5 separate regions of the Homo sapiens genome follow, and all the other regions are linked to region 3. The links are chromatin loops, found by intact Hi-C in ENCODE. Cell type or tissue: heart left ventricle. All regions are shown on one strand.

Region 1 (5,000 bases), 150 kb after region 3:
TGCCTTCACCTTCAGGTAAGTTCCTTCCATTCCTCTCATCTCTTCCCACTTCTGGGAGCTCCTGGGCATTCCTGCTTCCAAATCCTTCATTATCTGTCACAGAACCACAGTGCTATCCTCAGAGTCACTAAGAACACACAGGCTGTAGTGCCATTATCTGGTTGACAATTCTCTTCCCCCCCATCAGTAGAGAAGCCTCATGAGAATGACATGTCTATTCCCCAGGGTCTAACATGGGGGTGCACATAGGTAGCCCTCAACAAATATTTGTGGAACCAATGGATGAATGATTTTAATGGATTGATGTCATATCTCTCTTTCCTCAGACTGGAAGCTATTTAAGAGAGGGCCTCTGTCTGCCACTACCATTGCTGTATTCCCAGCAGCAGTGGACTGACCAGCAGTAGTGCTGGGGATATATCTTTGGGTCATTGGTTCCATGAAGTGAAATGAGCTCCGCCTGCTGGAGTGAATCAGCCTTGGCAGAGATGGGTGTGGGTGGGAAGGAGGTCTGTCCCATTCTCTAGGAAAGTGGGCCAGCCCACCTGTGGGAAAGACACAAATAAAGGCTCTCTGGCGCATTGATCCTGAGCAGTCCCAGACGGCAGGATAAAAATAAGGCCACCTAATGTTGTACCAAGCATTTTATATAGATCATCTCATTTCATCCTCACGATGGACCCATGAAGTAGATGTGACGGTCATCTCCCTATTACAGAAGAGGAGACCCTGGGAGGTCACATGACTGGCCCCAGGCCACACAGGTAGGGGGCAATGGCACCACAACCACATGATATCACCTCTCAGAGTCCTGAGGATATTCTAGATGCCAGAGATTACGGGAGCCGGGGAAGGAATCTGAATGTGGGTTGGCACAGAGGGGATGGGCCTGGAAAACCTGGACTTATGCTGTTGTCAGTGGTGGTCACTGAGAGTCAGGAGGTGTGAGTTCCAGTCCCAGCTCAGCTATTTTACGTGCTGCTGGTGGTTCTCCCTTCCCTGGGCCTTGGTCTCCTCATCTGCATAATGGGATTATGCTGGCAACCACTTCACAGGTTGGTGCTGAGGACTCAAAAGTCCAGCACACAGGCAGGGGATCACCATGCTGGAGGGAAGGTACTTCCAAGTAATAAGAGGAATAAAGTGCGGGGTGAAGGCAACACTGAAAACTTGAAACCCCAGGACCGGAGGAGGGTGAAATAAAAACCTGTTTGGCAAAGACAGGCTCAAACCCCCATGAGCTGTCTGGCTGTCTGAGGGCTGGCTGCTGGAATCTCCCCAAAACCATCCCTCGGGGCTCCTTTCTGAGCTTCTCCAGAGCAGAATTGAGGTGTGGAGGAGCATGACGGCCTCAGGTCAGCACACTGTACCATGCACACAGGACGTATGTTTCTTTGGTTTTATTATTACAAACACACCATGGCTCTGTCACAATAGGGAAATCTAAGCTCTACATACCATTTCTTTTCTACCTGGACAGGGCCCCATAAAAGCCTCCAAGCCACGTGTAGATGTGAGACACATTTGACAGAACATTTCAACTCATAGCTTATAATGATGCCATTTCTCCAGCTGTGCAAGGGCTTTACAAAAACTGTGCCAGGACTTCCCATGAGGCTGGATTGCTTGATTCATGTTTTATGAGCCCCACAATACTGAAGCTCCTTTTCCAGGGACTTGGCATAGGCAGTCAATTCCACATTTGGGATAGGTCCTCTCTGGAAGTGAATGTCAGGCAGTGACATCCAAGTTTCTGCATGCAGTGGGTTAACAGCCATGTTTAGGGGGAACATGATTTAAAAAGTACATCTCTCTCCCTCCTCCCCCACATGCACAAGGCTCACATCTCATTATGGTGCGGCCCATGTACATTAAAGTGTGATACTTGGTTTTGAAAACATTCAAACAGTCTCTGTGGAAATCTGAGAGAAATTGGCGGAGAGCTGCCGTGGTGCATTCCTCCTGTAGTGCTTCAAGCTAATGCTTCATCCTCTCTAATAACTTTTGATAGACAGGGGCTGAAAAAGAGAAGTTGGTAACGTCAAATAGGTGCAGATCTCCCCATGTCTGTCTAGGACACTGTCAGAATCTCAAGGACCAGGGCCAAGCAGCCTCCTTCTGCCATGCTCTCCTGCACATAGCAGGTGCTTTGTGGTTTGTGAAACTTCACTCTTTACTCAAGGCCCGATGTTCTGGTTTTCTGTACCTATCAACTTGGAACTAGATCCTCACCATGGGTTCCTGCCAAGCCCTTTGCAATATTCCCAGACTTCCTAAGCTGAAAACTCACCTTAACCCTAAAAGGTTGTTACTCTTATTATCCTCATCTTACAGAGAAGGAAATGGGGTGCTCTGGGTCTGACCCCAAGTCACCCTGCTGTTCTGACTCCAAAGGCCAGGCTTCTTTTACTGCACCATGATGTTCTTATCTATATACAGCAGATGGCAGGCTTGGGCTTGCTTGGGGGTAAGGCCTAAACAGGTCTGCAATGACTTCAAACCCAGACCAGACTCACCTAGTCGCACAGACCTCTGGGAAGCCTGAAAGAAAACACAAGGTGTCAGGTTTTCTAGTGAAAGTTATACCTGCAACTGCTTATGACAATGGCTTTGCCCATTGCCACCCCTACTCAGAAAAAATGCTGGGGCGAGGAAGAGGAAGGGGAAGGTGGAACTTATAGGCACCAGGGAGTTCCTCAGGTGGCCTTGGCAGACATAAGTTGTGCAAGCCCCTATCAAGTGTGCCTTCAGGTGGACATTCCTAGGAGACCCCCAAGCCAGGCTTTCCCACTGAGACTACAGCCTAGAGTTGAGGGAGCTGGGGCTGCACAGAGGTGGCCTCAGGAGTAGAAGCTCAGGGCCAAGAATCCTTCTCGAGGGCACTAAGGAGACCCCTGTGTACAAAAGTAAAGTGACACAGTAAGCTCCAGGCCTCTGGGTTTAGGATGGCTCCCTGCAGCCTCTCCTCTTGAAGTGCAATCTTTCTGTAAGGCACTTCACATTCCCAAGAGGCTCCACCTGACCCGAAGTAGCAAAAGAGCCAAGTGGGGCACTGAGCACTGGGCAAGCTGGGGAGCAGGAAAGGAAGCTCAGAAAGAGCCAGAGAGGGTTTGAGAGGGAGGTGGGGCTGGGGCAAGGAAGGGATGGCTCCACACACATAGCGAGCCCAGTATCCCTGTATCCAGAATACATACAGTGCCCAGGAGAGCCCCAGCCTCACCCAGGATGGGCAATGCCATGGACAGCAGAAGAGTGACCCAGAGGCCCCGGCTCAGGGCAGGCCTGGCCACTGTAAGATGAACTTGGGATGGGCTGCCCTCTTGGGCAGATGGCTTCCAGAGCTATGTCTGTTCTCTCCAGCAGTGACTTCCCCATGATCTGAGGCTCAGAGGCCTCGGTGTGAAAGCCTGCGCTTTGGCCCATGAAAGCCAGGGAGTTGCCTTGGTTCTTTACTCTGAATTTGACACAGGCTGGGGCTGAGGATGCCTCAGTGGGAGTGGGGAGAAGTTTTAAGAGAGCCCTGGGGAGCAGCCAAGGAAGACAGGGGCTGGAGAGGCTCCTCTATGGCCCAAACAGAGGACCTGAGGCTGCTCAGGCTAGGCGCAAACCTAGCAGGCATCTTACCCTGGAAAACGCTGATGCTTGTTTGAAGATCTCAAGCGCAGAGTCTGCAAGTTCATCCCCTCTTTCCTGAGGTCTGTTGGCTGAAGAGGAAAGAAAAGGCAGGTTTGACCAGAGTGAAACCATTAGCATGTCATTCATAACAACCGTGACTGAGGGGCACTGGTGGGCTTTCTGGCTCACATTTCCAAAGACATGTTTTCTCCATAATGTTTCATAACTCATGGTAGAACTTGGCCCATGGGGAGAGAGCACCAAGAAAGGTGAATGCACACATGAGGAGAGGCAGGACTGAGGTTCAACTGCACTGGAGGCAAGGAACATACACTGAGGTGAGATGCTGTAAGAGGAGTGCTGGGAATCGCGCGGACAGCATCCACGCGAATACAGAAAACTGGGCTGTGTCCGAGGGGAGCTAATATAGCTGGGCAACTCCGCAAAGAGCAATGTGTCCTCACATTCCTTAGTGTGGTGCATTCAAAACCAACAGCTCCCAATTCACTCTGCAATCAGTCACATAGGCACAGTTTAACTATCACAATTACATGTTATTCTCATCATTGTTTAGAACAGTTTTTCTTCTCTCCACCAACTGCCACATGAAGAAAAGGACTGGCTGCAGAGTCAGTGGGGATGCGACACTTACCTGGAGGCTGCAGAACATTGGTGATGACATGGACCACGCCATTTGTGGCCATGATGTCAGGCTCGGCAACAGGCTCCTTGTTGACACTCACCACATTGTTTTTCTAAAAGAAAAACAGAGTAGTGGTTGAAAGTAGAGCATTTATTTATACATTTATATATTTATTTTATTCATTCAGCAAGTGTTTACTGAACAGTTTTCGTTTTTTTCCTTGTTCTTTGTTTTTGAGATGGAGTTTCAATCTTGTCGCCCAGGCTGGAGTGCAGTGGCATGATCTCGACTCACTGCAACCTCCGCCTCCTGGGTTCAAGTGATTCTCCTGCCTCAGCCTCCAGAGTAGCTGTGATTACAGGCATGTGCCACCACGCCCAGCTAATTTTGTATTTTTAGTAGAGATGTGGTTTCACCACGTTGGCCAGGCTGGACTTGAACTCCTGACCTCAGATGATCCGCCCACTTTGGCCTCCCAAAGTGCTGGGATTACAGGCATGAGCCACTGCACCCGGCCTACTGAACACTTTTCATATGCCAAGTCCTGTGTTAGACTGGGGATACTCTGGTGAATGAAACAGTCCCTGCCCTTGACAGACCTTCAGTGTGGTGGATTAATTCAAATCTCCTGTGTGGATTTAGCACTTTGCAATTTACATAATGCTTTTTTGTGTGATCCACTCAGTCCTCACAGCAGTGTATGATAAGGAGAGTAGATATTATTGTCCCATTCCACAGAAGA
Region 2 (5,000 bases), 650 kb after region 3:
GCTGGGCCTGGCAGCCTTTCTGCTGAGGGGTGGAGGAGGGGCAAGCTGAGGCCACAGTGAGCTGGTGACCATGAATGCCCTGCAGCAGCCCTGCCTTTCCCTTCATTATGGAGAAAGAAGGTAGACTAGACAGGGAAACCCCAAGACCAACAGACAGAACAGAATGCAAGAGCCCCAGAAGACAGTGCATACCAGGGCAGGGCAGGGCAGAGCAGAGGCCAAGCCTCTTGCTGGGAGCCCTGAACCCTGCCTGGCCTCAGAGCAGCACCAGTGGAGCCTCAGGAGGGAAGGGCAGTGTACAAAGCTGGCTGAAGAGCCCCGGCCACCGAGAGCAAAAGCTGCTCCAAGACAGCACAGGCCGTGGGGTGCCGCTTGTAAACAAGCCATACACACTCCCTGTCTTTGCTGGGGCTCTCCTCGTCCTGCCTGTGGCTCTAGTGCTAGGCCACCCTCCTCTAACTCTGCTGGCCCCGATGGTCCCTCCCTTCTCTGACATCCCAAGTTACAGATTGGATCATTAATAACAGCAACAGTGTCACCTCACACTGGTCCAGCCACTGATCCGGGCACTCACCCAAGCACTGGCCCCACATGCTCTGTCTGCACTCCCACAATGCGCTATGTGGCAGGTGCCCAGAGAAGTGAAGCACTTTGCTTAGGACAGTAGAGGAAGTCCTGGAAGTCAAGCCTCAGCTGGTCAAAGCGCAGAAACGGTGGAGAGTCTGCATGTAAATATCTCCATTCCCTACAGAGATGGGGTCCCAGGACAACAGAGGCTGGGCTATGCTTCCAGGGAGAGCTTGGGCCCTTTCCTCCCGCAGACAGGGATTAACCTGACCACTAAGAATAGACTCTGAGCCCAAACACTTCACCAAACACCAAATGAGGACCCACAGGCGCCTAGAACTGTGCGAGGCTCCAGGGAAGAATCTTCTCTCCCCGGCTACAGACCTGTTTCCTGTACCTCTTCTCTGGGCCTCCCAGTATCCCTATGAAGTGTCCACTTGCCAGCTTCCAGGAAAGAGAGTAATCCCAGTGCAGCAAAGCAAGGCCAGGTGGCCTTTCAGAGCGGGCTCTGCACTGGTGGCTCTCATGGGCTTCCCTGGATAAGAGCAAGCTTCTCCTCTGCACACAGGGCAGACCCGGCCCACATACAGGCCCCACCTCCACTGGAGCCACTGCATCCTCACAGTTAGGCTTGTTTTGATTCCAAATGCCATTGCCCTGACTTCCCATAGGCTCGTCCTGAGCAGGCCCTGGTGCTGTAGTGGGCTGACACCAGCATGGCCATGTCCTCAGAGAGCTCCAGCCTAGCCCTGCAGTTCAACTCCTCCACCTCACCTGACCGCTCTCAGATCTACTCCACTCAGAGCTTCTCCTGGTCATCCTGGACTGACTACATAATTTGCAGGCCTAGGTGCAAAAAAAAAAAAAAAAAAAAAAGATGCAGGCCTCCCGTTCAAAAATTATTAAGAATTTCTAGACGGCAACAGCAGGGCATTAAACCAAGCATGGGGCCCTTTCCAGACATGCTCTGTGCAACTCACATGTCACAAACCCATGGGGCCAACCCTGCCTCCAGTATCAACTCTAATATCCATATAGGTGACTCATTTTGGTCCTGAATTATTACATAATCTGCACTACAGTTTAACAGTTTTATTTGAACCTGAGCATCTAAGAAGAAGCCCTTCTTAGAAACCAGGAGCTGTGTCATATGCTGCTTTGTAAAAACCTCCCAGAATCTATGATAGCACTTACGAGGTATTCAAACACAGTTGAATTAATATTAGGATCATAGGGAGATCCCTGAGAACATGCTTTCTTCACGCATTCCTGAGCTACTGCTATGTGCAAAACTCTGCTGGGCACCATGGGGAACAGAGGTATGACTGGCTGTGCTCCTTTATCCTCAAGGACAGAGTTCAACCATTCATTCACCCAGCTACTGTTGCATGATTAAACATCTGCTCTGTGCTGGATGCTGGAGATGGCCCCTCCAGAAACTCAGTCTACAGGGAGGCAAAGAAGCTGCCTGAAATTGCCTGTTGGTCTGACTGCCAGACGGACTCACGGCAGACTCTGGGGCAGCCCCAAAGAGCGGGTGTCTCACCCAGGGTCAGAGGAGGAGACTGATCAAGACATCTGTCAGTCCTGGGAAGGCTCATGGCAGATTGCAAGTCATTATCAGGCAAGAAAAAAAAAAAAAAGGTGCTGATTCCATCCTGGCTCTCACATGGCCCGTGGCCGCCACGCCCATGTGCGATGAGATGGGCTAGCTGCGGCAGAGCACCAGGGGCAGAGAAGTAGAGAACACTGGGGGATTTAGAGGAGGCCCGGGAGCATCGGCCATGCCCCAGATGCATGTCCACAGAGCCCAGCCCCAGCCTCAGTCCCCACTCCCCTCTCGCCCAGCTCCCTTCTCTCTGCCTGTCCTGCCAGGACACCGTGATGGGGGCCTCCGGAACCTCAAAGGCAAAGAAGCCCACACAACCCTTCCTGCTCAACCTCCACACAAGGAAGACACCGTGCTGCTTTTTAGAGCCCCTGGGGTGTTTTCTTCTCCTCCTGTTTTTGAAAAGTTACATGGATATTCTTGGAGGTCTTCAAGAAAGCACTAAAACCCTAAGCTATTTTCTTGCTTTCAAAGTAACATTTCCCAGCTTCCTCCACGCAGGTCCGCGCTGAGCCTCACCACCAGAGGGCAGCCAAGAGTCCGGGTGTCTCAGCCAAGAGCTTTCCAAGTTCCCCGAGGCTGCATGAGGACAGCGACAAGGACTAGTGTAATTATTACCTACTGTGAGCCAGACCCTGTGTGGAGGGCCTTACATACCCTATCTCATTGAATCCTGGTAACGACCACAACGGGGGTGTTCTATTGAAGCTCCATTTTACAGATGAGGAAAACAAGGCTCAGTGAGGTGAACACATCACTCGTGTTCACACAGCTAGCAGGTGGAAGAGACAGGATTCAAACCCACGTGTGTCGGGCTGCAAGGAGACTGTCTGCTCTCTGAAGTACACAGTGTCTTACAGTTCCTGTCCACCCCAGCCCACAGGATGCTCCACTGTGCTCTCATGCTCCGGCTCAGGGCTGACCCCCTGTTTATCAAATGGAGATTAATCACCCAGTTAACCTGGGCCACACGAACAACCAGCCTCAGCCAGGTTTGTTTTGCTGGTGTCTAGTTCTGTCTCCTACAGGCAGACATCTGCAGAAATCACATGCTCCTCTAGAGCCTCTCCCCCCGATCCAGAAAGGGAGCCCCGGAGCTGTGAAACGGCTGCTCCAGCTCTCATTTGGTAGACACAAATTCCACTTCAGTAGAGGAGCAGCAGGGTTGGTTTTCCCCCAACACCAAATACACTGAAGACGCAAAATGACCATGATGTCGTCAAGTTCAACTCAACGCTTTGGTTAGAAGCAAAATGATCTTCTGTTGGGTAAAAAATCAATTCAAAGCTGGATTTCAAATAATCTGCCCCATTTCACAATGAGGACAGAGTTGATATTCCGGGATGAGTGGTAGGCATGTCTAATTAGATGCAGATGAGACTCTGATCTAATATTCAAAGTTTTTCCCCCAGAGCAACGGGGATGATGAAGCAACAAGCTCTTTCTTTCAACCCATTGTTATTTAAAGGCAGTGCTCACACAAGAATCATTTCTAAATCACAAAGGCTTTTTTCCCCTGAAATAATGGCCTGCAAAGATAGACTGGAGTTAGGTATTCACATCGGTACAGCCAAAAAAAATGTCATAAGCCAAGAAAAGTACGAGACAAAGCATACCCTTCAATTCATTTATAGCTACTAGGGTACCAATCCTGCTGATTCCACATATTTTGAGGGGAGCAAAGTTTAACCAACACAATAGCAACAACCGCACTTTCTTTCTCACCAAACTCCACTATAAGTCCTGTTTTGCAGATGAAGAACTTAAGGTTTAGAGAAGCTAAATTGTCCTGGGCAGTGTTAAAAGTTTTGGACACTCCTAGGTTGGATGACCACATATTCTGGTTGGCCTGAGACAGTCCTGGTTTATGGTAATTGACCCAATGCAATTATGAAGAATGTTCCCTTTCACTCTCAAAAGAGTCCGAGTATGGCTGATATACTGTATAATCACCCCACTGACAGGGCCTAGCAGAAAAGTATATATGACGGCTAAGGAATGATCAGTCAACCTCTCCGCTTGGATCACCAACTCGTAAGTGAGTTTGGGCCCTTTAGAAGTTATGGTAACTCTTTAACCCCATAGAGTACCCTAAAATCCCCTGTTCCAGCCTGGCCTGCCTTCCCTGCAGCCTGGATCTGATGTTGTCAGATTGTTCGCTGGGAGGCACCAGGTATTTTGGAGACTCATCTGTTGAATGAAGAACTAAATAAAAAACACTGTCCCTCTCTCCATGTGTCTGCCCATATGAGATTCCCCAGACGATTTAAGCATCAGGTTCTGGTTTCAAGAAAATAAAAGTCAGCCAGGCAGCTGCACTTCCAAGAGGACTGAGGCAAACTTTTCCTTGACAATGTGGTTGGCATGTGCTTTAAGTGAGGGATTAGCTACTTCAGAGGAGTGGTAATGCGATATGGGCCTTTGACATCCTATTCCAATTCAAGGAGGCTGTAGAAGGCTGAAGCATGCCAAGAAGGTTGGGGGATCCTTCCAGACCCAAAGGCGCAGCTCCCTCCCCACCTTGCCGAGGACTCCCTAACTCTGGAGTGTTAGCCCACCAGAAGGCTACTCACTTGCTCCTTTCCCTGAGCCTGAAGGAGCTGGGGTGAAAGAGAGGGCACAGACCTAAGATGCAGCCATGGGGTCCCTGCTGGTGTCACAGCCTCTCTGAGCCACCTGGAGCCAGGCAGCTCTGGGGTGGCCCCTGAACCCTTCAGGTTTACCGCCTCAATTTTCCTCTCTGTGTTTAGCCCAGGGCCAGAGCATCGTTCTTGGGACTTTAGGAAATGTCCAGTTGCCACTGTCTTACCTGGATGCCCACCCA
Region 3 (5,000 bases):
CATCTGATAAAAACAGGGGGTGTATCCATTTGTCAAAATGGATCAAACTGTACCTTTAAGATCTCTGCCTTTTATGTGTATAGACCATACCTGAAAAATAGACGAGTAATGTTTCCACAGACAGTGGACTCCCACACGAGCCAAGTGCAGTATCTACAGTATTAGGAAAGATCCTTTTGACATCTGTTTGTGGTTAATAAGAAGATTCCCACAGCCTAGACCCATTGGACTTCTAACCACAAGGTTCTCTGTGGAAATAAAAGTGAAAGTCCCTGCTAGGTGGTCCCTCGTTATGGAAGGAGGAGGCGGCAGGCATTGACGAAGCTCCTGTCAGCGAGGTGGTGCTGCTGCTTGTGTGGGCTGAGTGGACCGTGCTCAGGTGGCCAGCTCACTCCCAAGAGGCTGGTCAGCTCCATGGCCACCACGGCTGCATCTGCTGTGCCGAGCCATTCTCTCCAGGCTCCTGGGAGTTTCTCCTCCCTACAAATAACAATGACAGAACAAAACATAGCATCATCAAAAGCAATGCTCTGGTTAATGGGGTTGTTTTCCAGAGTCTTGAAATCTGCCTTTAGTGACTCTGAAACAAACTTTCTAACAAGTATTTTATGAAACAAGTGCTAGACACAATTCACAGCCCTGATCTTGACTCCTCCTTCAAACCCCTAAGGGAAAGGTTTTCCTGGAATGGGAGGAGAAGGGCTTTCTATGGATCGATGTGTCCTTCAGTGGTGGGGGAGCTGGGTGGTTCTGGGTTCAAATAGAGCCCCCCTTGCCTCACCTTCAACCCTGGTGGGCTGGCCCAGGACCCGACATTCCACTGGAAGGATGCACATGCCCACATGTGCATGGGACAAGCCCCGAGCTTCCACCTACTCAGACTCAGCAAAATCTCCTCTGTCCTTGCAGGCGAGCTGAAGGAAATCAAGCAAGATATCTCCAGCCTGCGCTATGAGCTTCTTGAGGAAAAATCTCAAGCTACTGGTGAGCTGGCAGACCTGATTCAACAACTCAGCGAGAAGTTTGGAAAGAACTTAAACAAAGACCACCTGAGGGTGAACAAGGGCAAAGACATTTAGCAGCCCACATCGGCGTCTGTGACTTCTACCAGCATTCCAAGGCCAGGTTGGATGCCCTCGCCCCCATCCTTGGTGGGGAGGGGTCCCCAGCCCACTCCTCTAGGACACGAAGGGGATCTCCTGGCTCAGTCTCTTGCAGCATGACTGACATCTCCAGCCCGCTGGCCTGCCTAGACCCAGAACTGCTGTGAATCTAGGTGGTTGGGTAAGAAAAGCTACCATGGGAGGAGGGGAGGAACAGCCCCCTGACGAGTGTGAGACCTTTGGTCCAGCCACAGTGAAACCCATCCCTGTGGCCAGAGCAGGAAAAGGCCATCTTGGGTGCACACCTGTGCCCTCCCACTGCAGGTGGGACTGCAGCTCTGGCTGTGTCCTGGGAAGACAAACACCTCAACCCACAAACTCCTTCTCACTCCCTCCCTGCCACCCCCAACACATCCAAACAGAACCAGGAGGTGACCTGTGATCTATTCTTAAGTGCCAGATGAGAACACAGCCTAATAGCAAAATAGTTCTATTTGTTTATATAAAAAAAAAGTTTAAAAATCCTAAATTGAAAACTGTACTGTAGGTAGCACTGTTTAGAAAACAACAACAAAATCCAAATGATGTATTTTTACCTTTATTAAGATTATCTTGTATTTACTATTTTTACCTAAAATGGAAAGAAATAAAATTACCTCATAATAACTTCTGTGGATACGCTACCAGGGCCGCCCCACTCGCGGGCCCAGTCTGGAGGTGGCCTTGGGAACCTGTGGCCCAGGGATGCTTCGGGAGGAGAATGGGCCGATGCGGTGGGGGTTGGGTGGGGACGAAGGCACCACCCTCCTTAGAGTCATGCAGCCAGGACCCCCAGAAGCTCCAGCCTCCACCTCCAAGCCCCTCCTCCTGTGCCCAGACCTAAGGTCAGGAAGGAGGTAAAGGAAATGCAGAACAAGTGGAAAGTTTTCTCCCACCCCATTCTAGAACTTTCCTCCATGTGAAAGGAAGGGGAGGGGCAGGAATGAGGCCTCAAAGTGTCCCCCCAACCAAGGAAGAGGCTAAGTGTGAGTGGGGAGAGCAGCCACCAGAGGGCGCTGAGTCCCAAACAATGCCTGTTCGGAGCAGGTGTGCGAAGATGCCATTCATCTTCCAGAAGCTTCCAGAAGAGCCCTCTGCTCCCAAGGAAATATTCCTAGGGCTGGCCAGAAGTATTCAGCTTTTGCCGTGTACCAGGCACTGTGCTCGGGGCTTTGCATGCATCAGTCCACCGGATCCTCACAGCAACCCTGTGAGGAGGGTGATGGTTACAAATTCACATGCCTTGCAGACGTTCTAGAGGGGGGAAGATAAATATATAATAATTATATATATATATATATATGCATGTGTGTATGTGTAAATGTATATATGTATGTATATGTAGAAAGAGGGAGCTTGTGTTTCAAGACATACGTCTTTGTCTTCAGGGGCAAACATTTTTTTTACTTAACTCTGCTATAAGAAACAGCCGATCAGATGAGGCGATAAATAGAAGTGAGGTTGGTGCCAGCATTGATGGGAGTGACGAGGGACGATGACAGACTGCACAGCCGTGCCCTGCCTAAAGCAGGCTGCAGACACTCAGCTCAGCCCATCGTTGCCATAAGGAATATAAGTCCTGTTTTGCCACATCTTCCCAACTGCTGAAAAAAAGAAAAAGTCAACATTTGTTGGGCTCCTGGCCGCCAAGATAGGCAGCAGAAGATGAGACATGGCTCCATGCCTGGGCCTTCCCAACCCAATCTGCACCACCACCTAGTATTCAAGCAAGACAGAAACAGGCATTTGACAGGTACTGGGCATACTGCATATGCAGGGGCACTTGACAGACATAAACTCTGGCCCAGGAGGAGGATCCATAGAGGACCATGGATGGATTTCAAAGAGCCTGCAAGTCCTAAGGTGCCCTTCAGGCTGTGTGCTTGTCTTTGCAATGGGTGCATTGTTCTGGAGAGAACACCTGTAGCTTTTTGCAAGCACTCATCTACACGCCCCCGGCAAGTCCACAAATGAGGAATGACTTTACTCAGCAGCTATGTACTAAGCCCCTTGCCAAGTGCTAGGGACAGAGCCACATGCATCCAGTGTGGCTCCCTTTTTAAACCCAGACTCTGAAAAGGGAGGCTTAAGTGCTTTGTAGGAAGAGCAATTGATTCATCCAGGGGACAAATTGCTAACACTTCTGGAAGACTGCCTTTCAGATCCCTCATTTATCTTTATCAGAATGCTAATCAATACTTCTGAGATGCATTCTTCAATTTCTCTATCTGCCTTCAGCCAAAGGCAGTTAGCAACCCCATTTTCAAACCATGGGGCACACTTTTCCTATCAAACCTAAGTCTCAGATCTACTCCTTATAGAGATAAAGGAAAACCAGTCTCACTGAGTAATTAAAAACTGGGAAAGAAAACTAGTACCATCCATTAGGGTTTTAATGCCATGTCTAGGAGGTAAAGGTAGTCCAGGAATGAATTCATGGCTGTCAGATGGCTATGGGGAAGGGCAGAAGAGAGCCCCTTTTTGGTGGAGAGCTGTTGGAGAGGCCTGGAACTGAGGGCTGGCAGAGATCAGCAGCCTGAAGCAGGGAAAAGGGCTCAGTCATCTTCCAGGCACTACCAGTCTCCCTCACTTGCCCCATCTCTTGGGCCCATGCTAAATTAGCCAGGCAGGGGAAGCAGCGCTTGAAGAAGCCAAACAGCAGGGTGAGGAATGGAACCTGAGAGAGACCCAAGGGCAGATGGGGAGAAAAAAGGACCCAGTCCTCCCTGGAAAGTTCACTAACACTCCTCAAGATGTGCATGCCGCCAGAGGCACCCATCTGTCCCCTGCAGCTCTGCACACTTGCCATCATTCTGTCTACAACTCTAATGTATACGTTCAGCATCTGTCTCCACTGCTCCAGGGAAGCTCCATGAGGAGGTCAGGTCTGTTCCATTCCCCACTGAGTACTGGCACAGGGCCAAAGAGTAGCCACTCTTGCTGAATTCCTCATGAATTACTGCAGGGCCCTTCTGATCTCCAGTTTTCTGAAGTTCCTTCAGACAGCATCATCTCGGGCCCTGAGAAACTCGGTGAGTTTGCAGAAACATAAGCCATCCTCTGCTATAGCTCAAGCCATTTCCCTTCTAGTTATAGCCTGGAAGGGGGCCCAGCTCCTTGCCATAACATGGCACACTGATGCGGGAGTTGCAGCCCCTGTCCAGGCTTCCTGGGTAACCAGTGGTTAAGCAGTGAGTTCTCCAGTGACTTGTCACCTTACAATGGCTACTAATAGGACTCGACAAATCATAGTGACACTTCTCATGCAGAAGTCCCCAATTAGTCCTCCGAGCTGTTCCTAAAGGACCATGCTCACACACTTGAGAAAGTGCAGTGACCGCCTCTGCCCATCAAAGCCTGTCTCCTTCCCTCCCAGCAAGGCCCAAAGACAGAACATTGGCCCACACAAGCCAGGCAGGGGGAGATTCCCCAGGGCAGGAAAGCTCTGACCAGACACCTTCATGGGGAGGCTGAGACACCCTGCACTGCTCAGGAGCATGCAGCATCTGGTTACAAATAAGCGGCCTTGATCCCATCACTTCTCAAAGTGCCCATGACTGCGTCTGTAAAGTGCAGAGTCTGAGAGCCCCAGAGGCCGGCAGGCCAGAGAAGCTTCATTTGCGGAGGCAGGCAGGCACGCCTCCACGCTATGCTTATCCCAGCTCTTCTCTGCATCCCATGAAGGGTGAGAGTACTAGAGGGAAGGAGCTCCAGGAAAGACACATAGATGCCAATCAACTTAATGATGATTAACACAGGAGTGAAGCCACTTCCGGCCGTGGTCTCCCAGGCACAGCCAGCAGGAGCTTGGGTAACGCTACCTCATCCCGGTCCTGGGAGCGGGGCCCACATGGGCTG
Region 4 (5,000 bases), 270 kb after region 3:
TGTATAATTATTATATTGTACTCTATTTCTCTACTTGGGTCTTTGCCTTTTTAATTCTTTTGATATTTAGCAAAGTTTGTATTTTTGTTCCAGTTATTTCTATTTTTCTTTATCTCTAAAGTCCAATCATTCTATCAGAATATGTTTTGGAGTTGACATTGTTCAGGGCTCACCTTTTCTAACTAGCTAGTATTTTCCTGCTATTATTCTTCAATGCCTTTATTAGCGTTTCATTTGAATCTATTCTTCCTTTGGCATCTTGTAATTTAGTCTTCCTTTTTAATATCATTTTGTCATTTTCATCTATTCCTCTCCTGAGTTCATTCAACATTCTTTTTTTTATTTTTTGTCCATTTGTTATTTTTTTAATTTCAGATTCAAGATTACTGAAGCCCAGATAAATAATTATACTTATTTTCTTTTAGGTTTTTGTGTCAAAATGTTCTACATTAAGCCAATTAAGTATAAAGGTCCTATTAAGAAGGGAGAAAAACTTGGAACTCTATTGCCCTTGCAGAAAGTTTATCCTGGCATACAATCGCATGTGCACATTGAAAACTGTGACTCGAGTGACCCTACTGCATACCTGTAAATCGAAGGCCAATGGTCAGATCTTCAAAATAAAAAGTCATCTTAAAAACCTGGATGCATACCCTTCTCTTCAAGAAATTTGTGTTCACAAAGGAAAAATGCATGAAGGGATGGATACCCCATTTTCCATGACATGATTATTACACATTGCATGCCTGTATCAAAACATCTCACGTACCTCATAAACAAATACACCTATGTACCCACAAAAATTTTTTAATTAAAAAAAGGAAATTTGAGTTTAAATAGAAACATGATAAATGCAAGAAAGAAAACATTTTGATTTTAACTCATTGTCACTCTGATGTTCATGTGAACTGGTTGCTTCGGGCTCTTTGATCTGTCACCTATGGAATCTGAGTGGTTTTATTTTTTAGATTTCTCAGTCCCGAAGATCTAAGATAAATAAACAAGAGAACTTACGCTGGGCCAGGCTGCATTTTTGACACCTCTAAAACTAGCAACCTTTCTGCTTGAAAATAAGAAAAAGCCTGAAAGTGTTTCTATGGTACAAGAACAGTGAGTGGTTTATAATGCTAGATTTAGTATACATTTAATACATATTCAATGAATAAGTTGAGTTTAGGTAGTAGACTCTCAGCAATATCCTTAGGTTTATCATATTGGTTGGAGAGAGAGCTGCTTTCATGGATAATAAAGGATTTGCTGGTATTTCCATCCACTCACCCACATGATTATGAATGATGGCAGTCCAAGAAAACATATCCCAAGAAAACAGTGAGGCTGCACTACAGGAAGGACTAGAGTGAGAATGAGGCCTACCTTTATCTGAAGTGTCTCATGGAATTGGGCCTGTCAACTTCATCTAGCCATATGCATATTACAGCTACTTATTTCTACACATCATTGTATTATATCTATGTTATTCTGTCTTAGTTATATTGACAACAGGTACTATGAGGAAACAAGACCATACAAATGTCCAAAGGACCAGAAATAATTCTGGCTCCTTAGAGTTTAGCCAGTTGGTAAGAAATGAATACATTGAACTAATCATTCTGGAAACTTCATGAATTTCTGCTTAAATTTGTTCGGAATGCAGAAAATGCCAGCAGAATGATTATATTCTTATGTGTAGATTGTTAGAGGAAAACATAATTAACTGAAGTTTATTGTTAGAGAAATGGCTGCATTTGTGTATCAGGGCATATGTATGAGAATGTTCATGATATCACTATTTTTCATAGCAAAACCTTCAGTGACCTAAATGCCCATCAACAGTGAAATCCAATAAATAATCTCAAAGTTATAGAATGTAATAGTCAACAGCAGTCACAATAAATGAACTTCAGCTAAACATAATGACCTGAATGAATCATGGCAATATAATTTTAAGTTTTAAAAAGTCCAGAAGATTACATAATGGATGATAATTCTTTTTATAACATTAAAACAGTTAAAATACAATTTCCTTTTTATATAACAAAATCATATACGAAGGCGAGCAAGAAAATAATGAACTCTAGTTAACTCATAACTAGATAGAGAGAACCACACAGAAAGATATAAGTTACTATCAGTGCTGTAGTTTTGCAGTTGGGAGGTGATTTCATGGGTATTTATTATTATGAATAACATGTCACAGAAGCAACAGGACTTGCAGTGGGTGGCCAGGAAGAAAGAGTTATCATGATGACTCTCAGGTAATTGAGAATCTATGTCACACATTTAGCACCTTCTTATATCTATTAGGTTGGTGCAAAAGTAATCACGGTTTTTGCTATTACTTTCAATGGCAAACTATATCTAGCACTGTCTGATTTGAATATGCATCTCCTTGGTACCAAATAACTTTAGGTTGTTTCCAGAAATTTGGCTTTCAAAAAATAAATGCTGTACACCACTGAGGACACACAAAAAGGAAATAGCACATCAGCTCTTAAAGGCAATTTTAAAAGAAACTCTGAAATATTTGCACAATAAAATATAAGCTTAGTTTTCCAAATAATCATCCTTCTGATTATTTAGGAGGCAAAACACAGGTGGATATGGATATTGTTTTAAAAACCAGACTCATGACCTGGAATGGAGAAATTCCTCAAGGTAGAGCAGGGACATTGCCTTCCCCTCAGCCTTCTCACATCTGCTCAATGGAAATGCAAACTTTGGACCAAAGGACTTATTTCTCAGGAAGAACTGGAATACAGCGCCCTCTAGTGCAACAACAAATCCGTGTTATTTTCCCCCTTGTCTTTTAGGTTTGGATGTCAAAACGTTTGACTTAAGCATAAAAATGTTACAAAGGTTTGAATGGCAAAGGGGTAACAGTATGGAGAAACTTACTTTTCATTAGTAACCATGATGATAATATACACTTCAAAAATTGTGATATTATTCTGTCAGGTTTGATAGCTACACATTAATAATGTGAATAAAACCAATATTTACTTTGAAAATGTTTTGAATTATCTGCAAGAGATAAATTTAATAGAAGAAAAAGAAGGAGGTAAGTGGCCAATTTAAGAGGCCAGGCTACAAAAGGAAGAATCCTTGCATCCATTTGACATTTATCACACTCAGTGGCATATTACAGTAATCACATACCTGTTGCCTCTGTGACATGTTATTAATAATAATACCCATGAAAAATAGGCTTGCTTCCTGACTCACCTCTCCCATATTTGGTACAATACAAATGAGGCCAGCAAGGATCACAAGGAAGGAAAAACAAAAAATATGAGCATCCTATTTTTGTGTTTCTTCAGCACAACCTACAGTAAGACCTTTCCCCCATTCTCTCCATTTACCAAATTTTTGCCCACAAAATTATCCAAACTTCTCCAGAATCATCTAACAAATGTAAACACTTTTAACATGAAAAAGTTTGCTTACAGAACTAAAATATTCTCCAAAGACTAAAGTTTGAAACCCACTTAATGTCAAATCCTTTATCTAGAATCCACTAGTTTTAAGTAAACAGTACTTTTCATAGACTTCCAAAGTAGAGACATTTTCATTAGATAAAACATTTAAAATACTCTATAAGTTCTTGTCTTATTTTTGGCTGTTGTAGGAATGTTTTACTCTTCCATTTACTTACCCAGTAAGTCAGGCCAATCAAGGTAATTTACATGAGTTCATGAACTTAGATTTACTCTGAGTTTTGCTCTAAGATTCATTATAGTGCTTAGTTCACTAGGTTCAACTACTGGGCCACTAAAAAGCACAATTTAGAGCAGCACCTTCTTATTCTATGTAGAAGAGGCCAATGGTACTCATCATCTCTCCATACTAGTCGACAATGGGGAGAAACTCACCCCCAACCTCCCTTCTCTAGTCCCTCTGTTTTGCTTCATTATCCTCAGTGCAAACTCCACTGGCATTCTATCACCTAACCATTCGGGTATGTATACTCCCAACTCCTCCTAGAATATATCATGGTAGAGTGATCCCAGGTGAGACCAGAGGCTTATCCCTTCAGAATGTCCACCACTGCTCTGATCCCCAACTCCATCTCTGTTAAGCTATTTCTTTTGTTTGTCCTGTTATCCTAATCAGGTTTTGTTTCATTTTGTTTTGTTTTGTTTTGTTATGAGATGGAGTCTTGCTCTGTTGCCCAGGCTGGAATGCAGTGGCATGATCCCGGCTCACTGCAACCTCCGTCTCCTGGGTTCAAGCAATTCTCCTGCCTCAGCCTCCCAAGTAGCTGGAACTACAGGCGACCACCACCAACCCACGCTAATTTTTGTATTTTTAGTAGAACGGGGTTTCACCATATTGGCCAGGCTGGTCTCAAACTCCTGACCTTGTGATCCACCTGCCTCGGCCTCCCAAAGTGCTGGAATTACAGGCGTGAGCCACCACACCTGGCCCCTAATCAGGTTTTAAGTCCTGTATTATATGATGCTTCTGTATCCTCCTGAAATCTTAAAGTATAAATTGTATTATCTGTAATTGTAGTACCATCCCCGTCCTCAAGAAATTGGTTTTATTTTTTTTAACCAGTAAAATCAGCTCCACTAGCATTTATGGAGTAATTACTAATGTAGCAATACTGCTCTGAGAGGGAGGAACACATAGGTAGATATGAGAAGCCTTACAGAGCTTATAGTGAGAAATAACATGGCACAGTGGTGAGAATGTACACACAAACATAGTCTCTAAATACAGGGATATGAAAGTGCTATTTTTTAAACTGCCATTTACACATCACAATGTATTCTAATTGCTTAATAGGTAAAAATACTTATAATTTTTTCCTAATATTCCAAACTGGAAAGTGATGAACATATTTAATTCTCTCTTTTTATTTTAATTGATTTATTCAAAATTTAAGATACTGTGGGGCAAACTGAGTGGAACAAGCTTGAAAACCAAAGTACTTACGTAAAATTTATTGAGTGCTTACTACGTGCTAACCACTAGCATGGCAGATTCTGGGGATAAAA
Region 5 (5,000 bases), 320 kb after region 3:
ATAACACCCACAGCAGGGCCTGGGGCAAGTTTCCATAATTAAACATATCAATTCTGCAACAGTCACTGAAATGGTCAGGTTTTGCAGCCAAATGAGTCCTAACAAATCTTGAGTTTTCGCAGCTGTTTGGATTTCAGAATAATGATAAGAAATTAGTAAGCTGCATTAACAAAACAGCCTTTCTCTAGCTCATGCCCTATTTAACAAGGGAGGTGGGGGTGGGGGGCACTCTTACGAAGACATTTTATGTGGGGCTGGGCTGGGTGTCTCCAGGAGGGATAAAGGTTTCTGTAGCTTCCTGGACAGCCAGCCACATGGAGTTCCAGATCACAGCTGAAGGGCCTTCTCTTCTCCTCTCCTCCATGTGGGTTTTCTGAATGACTGGCGCCAGACATAGTTGAATCATGTGACACTATGTGGTTTACCACCTGTGGCATGGGGAGACACCAGCCCAAGCAGGATCCCAGCAGGGACAGATACTGATGGTTGGTGATGGTTTCAGAATATAACTCGGAAATGCAATGTCTTGCCAGAGGAGACGGGCAGAGACGAGCTTCCACTCACTGATGCAGATTAATCACCAGCATAGCTTGGTGCTTTCCCTAGGCTTTTCTGCAAAAGTCACATAACCTGCAGTGTTCATTCCTGCAGGCAAGCTCCAAGGAGGGTTCACTTACAGTAAAGTGTGCTATAATTACCATCTTCTCTGTGCCAGGAGAGTTGAGATTCATCAAGAAGCCACCCTGGAGAAAGGAGAACTAATATTTATTGTTTACTCTGTACCAGGCAGTCCTCTAAGCCTATTTTGTAGAATATCTGGTTGGATCCTCACAACAACCCCATGAGATATTTATATAATTGTTGTATGTAATTTTTCCCACTGCACAAATGAGATAAGTAGGCCCAACGAGGTTGCATAACTTGGCCAGAAGCACGTTGCTCACAAGCAGTGAAGTTGCTACCCTCTCCAGGTTGCCAGGCCCCAGGCAGAGTTGTTTCCAGCAGATTCCAGATCAAAGCACACACTGCAGGCCAAGATGTGGCCAGCCATAAAGCTAGCTTGCCCATCTATCCATCCATCCCTCCCTCTTTACATCCACCCAGTTTGAAGCAGGAAGATGCTGTGATGTTCAAACCTCACAATTCCTCTCCTCCCATTGTCACATTGTCACTCTGCTTCATTGACCCCAGACCAAGACCTCCCTTTCTCTGCAAAGGAAGGCCTCAGCAGAAACTCAAAGAGGACCTAAAGGTCTTCATTCTTTATTTTTATCACTTTAAAAACATGGCTTTAGCTAGGCACAGTGGCTCATGCCTAAAATCCCAGCACTTTGGGAGGCTGACGCAGGCTGATCACTTGAGCCCAGGAATTTGAGATCAGCCTGGTCAATATGGTGAAACCCAGTCTCTATGAAAAATACAAAACTTAGCTGGGTATGGTGACATGCAACTGTAGTCCCAGCTACTCGGAGTCTGAGATGGGAGGATCACTTGAGCCTAGGAGGTCGAGGGTGCAGTAAGCCATGATTGCACCGCTACACTCCAGCCTGGGCAACAGAGCAAGATCCTGTCTTAAAAAAAAACAAACAACAACAACAGCAGCAACAACAACAACAGCAAACAGATGGCTTCATTGAGATACGCTTCATATACCACATGCAATACAATTCATCCATTTGAAGCGTATAATTCAATATATTTTAGTACATTGGCAGGTTGCACAACCCTCACTTTTTAAACTGTGTCATATTATCTGTAAATAGAGGTAACTGACTTCTTTTTTTCCAACTTGGATGCCTTTTCTTTCACTTCCTTGGCTAATTTCTGGCTAGAACTTCCAATACAATGTTGAATAGAAGTGGTGAGAGTACACATTCTTGTTTTGTTCCTGATTTTAGTGGGAAAGGATCCAGTCATTCACGATTAAATATTAATATGATGTGAGCTGTGGACTTTTCATAAATGCTCAGTATCAGGCTGAGAAAATTCCCTTTTATTCTCAGTCTGTTGAGCACTTTTATCATGAATGAGATTGGACTGTGTCTGATGTATTTTCTGCACTTATTGGTATAGAGGTTATTGATACAGAAGTTAATTCTTGGCTTTAGAGTTTCCAGTGGTAACCTTCCTAGCCCTGGGATAGAAAGTAACTCCTTGGACTATGGAAGAGAAGTCCGAGAGGAGAGGATGATGGCAGACACTATTGAGTTCCCTGGAGAAGAGCTCTCTGCCTGGCCCCCAGCAGAGCCTCGGGGTAGAGGGCAGAACTCCTGGGGAGGGTAGAAAACCAAGAGTGAAGGGCACATGAGCTGTATCCCCTGAATGGCCTGGGAGATGACACGAAAAGAGAATGCCTCTTGCCACCACACCTAAGGTGTGGTATAGGGAGGACCACCCACTGGCCCTAGGAAGCTGGGCTTGATGCAGCCCCCTGAATAGTTTCAACGGAGAAACCAAAGATTTTCACACAGGGCAGAGAGGGGCACTGATGTGTCTTGGAGGATGGTAAGGCTGGAGAGGCCTTGGGATGGGCACATATGTCAGGCTCGGACCACGGGACAGGGACCAAATGGGACTGAAGATGCTTATACAGAAGCCACCCTGGAGGGAAAGCCATGCCCAGGACTAGCCAGGAAGAACACCAGGGTAGGACAGAGCACCTCCCAGGACCCTGAAGCCTCTCCCTAAATCCCAAACCTCCCAGATCTAAAGTCAACCCCAGGGGAAGGTGGAGAAGGAAAAAATCTTGAACTGGGCATTTAACTTGGAATTTCGAAGTTTTACCCTGAAATGGCAAAATTATTTTTTTCTGTCATCAGCTTGAAAAAAATCTCAATTTAGTTAATAAAAAATAAAGAAACTTTCATTTATTTGCTGCAGACCTGAGGATGTGATTTAATCACTCAACAGACACTAATAAGTGCACAGTGAGGAGCACGCACTGGACTCAGCGTGCGGTGAGGAAGGCGCTACCGCTGTCCTCAGGATCCACGGGTGCAGGAGCGGGGAAAAACCTGGTCGGTGCTGAGAGGAGACTGGAGGCACGGGGACGTGTTACTTGAGACTGGAGGGAGTGGCTGAGCCCAGAGCTCACTGGCCCCTCCCCATCCTCAGACAGAGGAGTGAAGCAACGTTTCTCTGGGTGGTTTCTGGCTCCCTGGTGCTCATGGTCAGGACTTCTCAGCTGGACCAAACATTTCTTGGAAAGCTCTTTGATGCCAGCCTAGCAGAGTGGGCATTGGGGATCAGAACCTTGGAGGGCTTGAATCAGTGACTCATGAGGCATCCCAGGCATCAGAAGGGCCACGTCAGTGTCTGCACCATCCTAGCCCACGCTTGCTAATTGATGTCCACTTGGAGGTCCAAAGGCCAAACATCTGCAGCTCTCAGGGCTTCACATGCAGAGATGAGGCCCAGGGAACACTGTAGTCATCCTGTGTTCACCTCCTGGAAACAGCAAACAACCCAGACTCAGAGAAGAAGGCAGGCAAAGAACAGAAACCAGAAAAATCACACCAGGCCACCCCTTCCTCTAACCCCTATGTTTTGCACTTTACAGTTTACAAAAACACTTTTGCACTTGATTCTTGTGGAAGCTGTGCAAAGTAGGTAAGGGAGACCAGTGTGGCCATTTTACAGATGGCTCAGGGGGCACTGCTGCCTGCAAGAGCACAGGGGGCACTGCTGCCTGCAAGAGCACAGGTGGCTGATGGCCTGCGTGAAACTGGAACCCAAGGGGAAGGCCTCCCTAATGTGAAGTTCTTGCCACCACAGAGAAGGAAAAGGGCAACGCCAAGGGAGATGGTGAGACCCAGGAAACAGGAAAAGAAGTGTCACGGGGCCCAGGTGTTCTCACCACAGGGCCAAGATCGTGCACTCCCAGACGCGGATTCCTGCGGAGGGTTTAGTTGACCTCTACTGCCACCAAGTGGTGGTTCTGCAGGGTATCAGCCTTTGGGCGAGGGATATGTATATACACACATATATATGTGTGTGTGTGTATATGTACACACACACACACACACATATGTATTTTTTCCCCTGTAGGGCAGCAGTTCTCAAAGAGGACCCACGAGGTCAAAACCACTTTCATAGAACACTAAGATGTTATCTGCTCTTTTCAATCTTATGTTCTCACAAGCATACGGTGGAGTTTCCCAAAGGCTATAATGCAAGTGATAACCCATAGACTAAAAGCAAAAGCAGACAGAGGAACACAATTGCCCTCTGTTTAAGCCAGACTTCGCCGCAAAAACGGAAAACGCAAGTCTTCTCGTTAATTATATTGGTTTAGAAAGAATCGTTATTTTCATAGAATGTTATTTATGTTAAAATGTCATGGGTTTATTATTATACCTAAATGGATAAATATTTTTGAAATTCTGTTTGAATTTCCAGTAATTGTTGGTAAATATATAAGCAGTTGTTCTTCGAGGTCCTTAATAATTTTCAGGAGTGAAAGGGGCTGCTGTTGAGGACTGCTGCTGTATGGTAATGATTTTTGTTCTTCTTTTCATCTTTCCTGGTAAGGCAAATTGGCCAACCCTGAAGCCCCCCAACTCCAAGGCACAGACACCAAAACTGGTGCTTGGCTTGGAATTCTGTTTTGTTTTCATCCTTCTTAAAAATAGGATTCCATTTGTTTAAAGACTTTCCTGACCATGACAACAGAAATTAATGCCTGATACTAAGCTCCCTGAGGGCAGGGTCCCTGCCATTGTCACCCAATGCCTGTAACAGCACTGGCCACAGTCAGACTACACACACACACACACACTCTCTCTCTCTCTCTCTCTCTCTCTCTCACACACACACACACACACACACACATATATATATTTTATATATATATATATATATATATATATATATATATATATATATATATATTTGGTTAAATAGAACCATAATGTGTTGATGGAGGAAGACTCACAAGCTGTTGGCCCAACTATTCCACAAGATTGCCCTCTCCAGAAAAATCTAAGAGGAAGCAGATCCAT

Evidence for each region. Hi-C counts contacts between places; a loop is a spot of excess contacts. Peaks named below come from ENCODE experiments on the same cell type or tissue, not always from the same donor. Only the 100,000 strongest peaks of a DNase experiment are listed, where the experiment ranks them.
Region 1: it touches region 3 in a loop (4-fold over the local background); 9 of 110 quality-filtered maps call a loop at or near these places.
Region 2: it touches region 3 in a loop (4-fold over the local background); 19 of 110 quality-filtered maps call a loop at or near these places.
Region 4: a loop joins it to region 3, with 10 times the contacts of the local background. A loop is called at or near these places in 74 of 110 quality-filtered maps.
Region 5: a loop joins it to region 3, with 12 times the contacts of the local background. A loop is called at or near these places in 100 of 110 quality-filtered maps.

Annotation. Positions count from the first base shown.
Region 1 is chr5:136,060,204-136,065,203 of GRCh38, reverse strand. It overlaps TGFBI (transforming growth factor beta induced), which reads right to left. Exons shown (of 17, transcript NM_000358.3): 14 at 4,268-4,370; 15 at 3,625-3,704; 16 at 2,517-2,541; 17 at 1,386-2,018. The coding sequence ends at 1,978. Among named protein-coding and RNA genes, the nearest start is that of TGFBI, 34 kb to the right of the region's middle. RefSeq lists a silencer at 2,427-2,526. In heart left ventricle, CTCF peaks have their summits at 470 and 2,442 (motif pointing right); no DNase peak of the experiment used is centred here.
Region 2 is chr5:135,564,058-135,569,057 of GRCh38, reverse strand. No RefSeq gene overlaps it. Among named protein-coding and RNA genes, the nearest start is that of CXCL14, 12 kb to the left of the region's middle. RefSeq lists enhancers at 1-739, 3,370-3,890. In heart left ventricle, a CTCF peak has its summit at 2,692 (motif pointing right); a DNase peak (open chromatin) is centred at 2,707; H3K27me3 peaks cover 2,047 bases.
Region 3 is chr5:136,209,514-136,214,513 of GRCh38, reverse strand. It overlaps TRPC7 (transient receptor potential cation channel subfamily C member 7), which reads left to right. Exons shown (of 12, transcript NM_020389.3): 12 at 910-1,769. The coding sequence ends at 1,079. It overlaps TRPC7-AS1 (TRPC7 antisense RNA 1), which reads right to left and starts at 466. Exons shown (of 2, transcript NR_046708.1): 1 at 91-466. In heart left ventricle, CTCF peaks have their summits at 1,911 and 2,143 (motif pointing right); a DNase peak (open chromatin) is centred at 2,163; H3K27me3 peaks cover 2,663 bases.
Region 4 is chr5:135,942,923-135,947,922 of GRCh38, reverse strand. It overlaps LECT2 (leukocyte cell derived chemotaxin 2), which reads left to right. Exons shown (of 4, transcript NM_002302.3): 4 at 426-1,019. The coding sequence ends at 592. Among named protein-coding and RNA genes, the nearest start is that of LECT2, 9.6 kb to the left of the region's middle. In heart left ventricle, a CTCF peak has its summit at 2,789 (motif pointing left); no DNase peak of the experiment used is centred here.
Region 5 is chr5:135,886,479-135,891,478 of GRCh38, reverse strand. SLC25A48 (solute carrier family 25 member 48) reads right to left here. Exons shown (of 8, transcript NM_001349336.2): 8 at 2,842-3,447. LOC124901074 (a long non-coding RNA gene) reads right to left here and starts at 1,023. Exons shown (of 3, transcript XR_007058947.1): 1 at 678-1,023. In heart left ventricle, CTCF peaks have their summits at 3,730 and 3,935 (motif pointing left); a DNase peak (open chromatin) is centred at 3,888; H3K27me3 peaks cover 1,651 bases.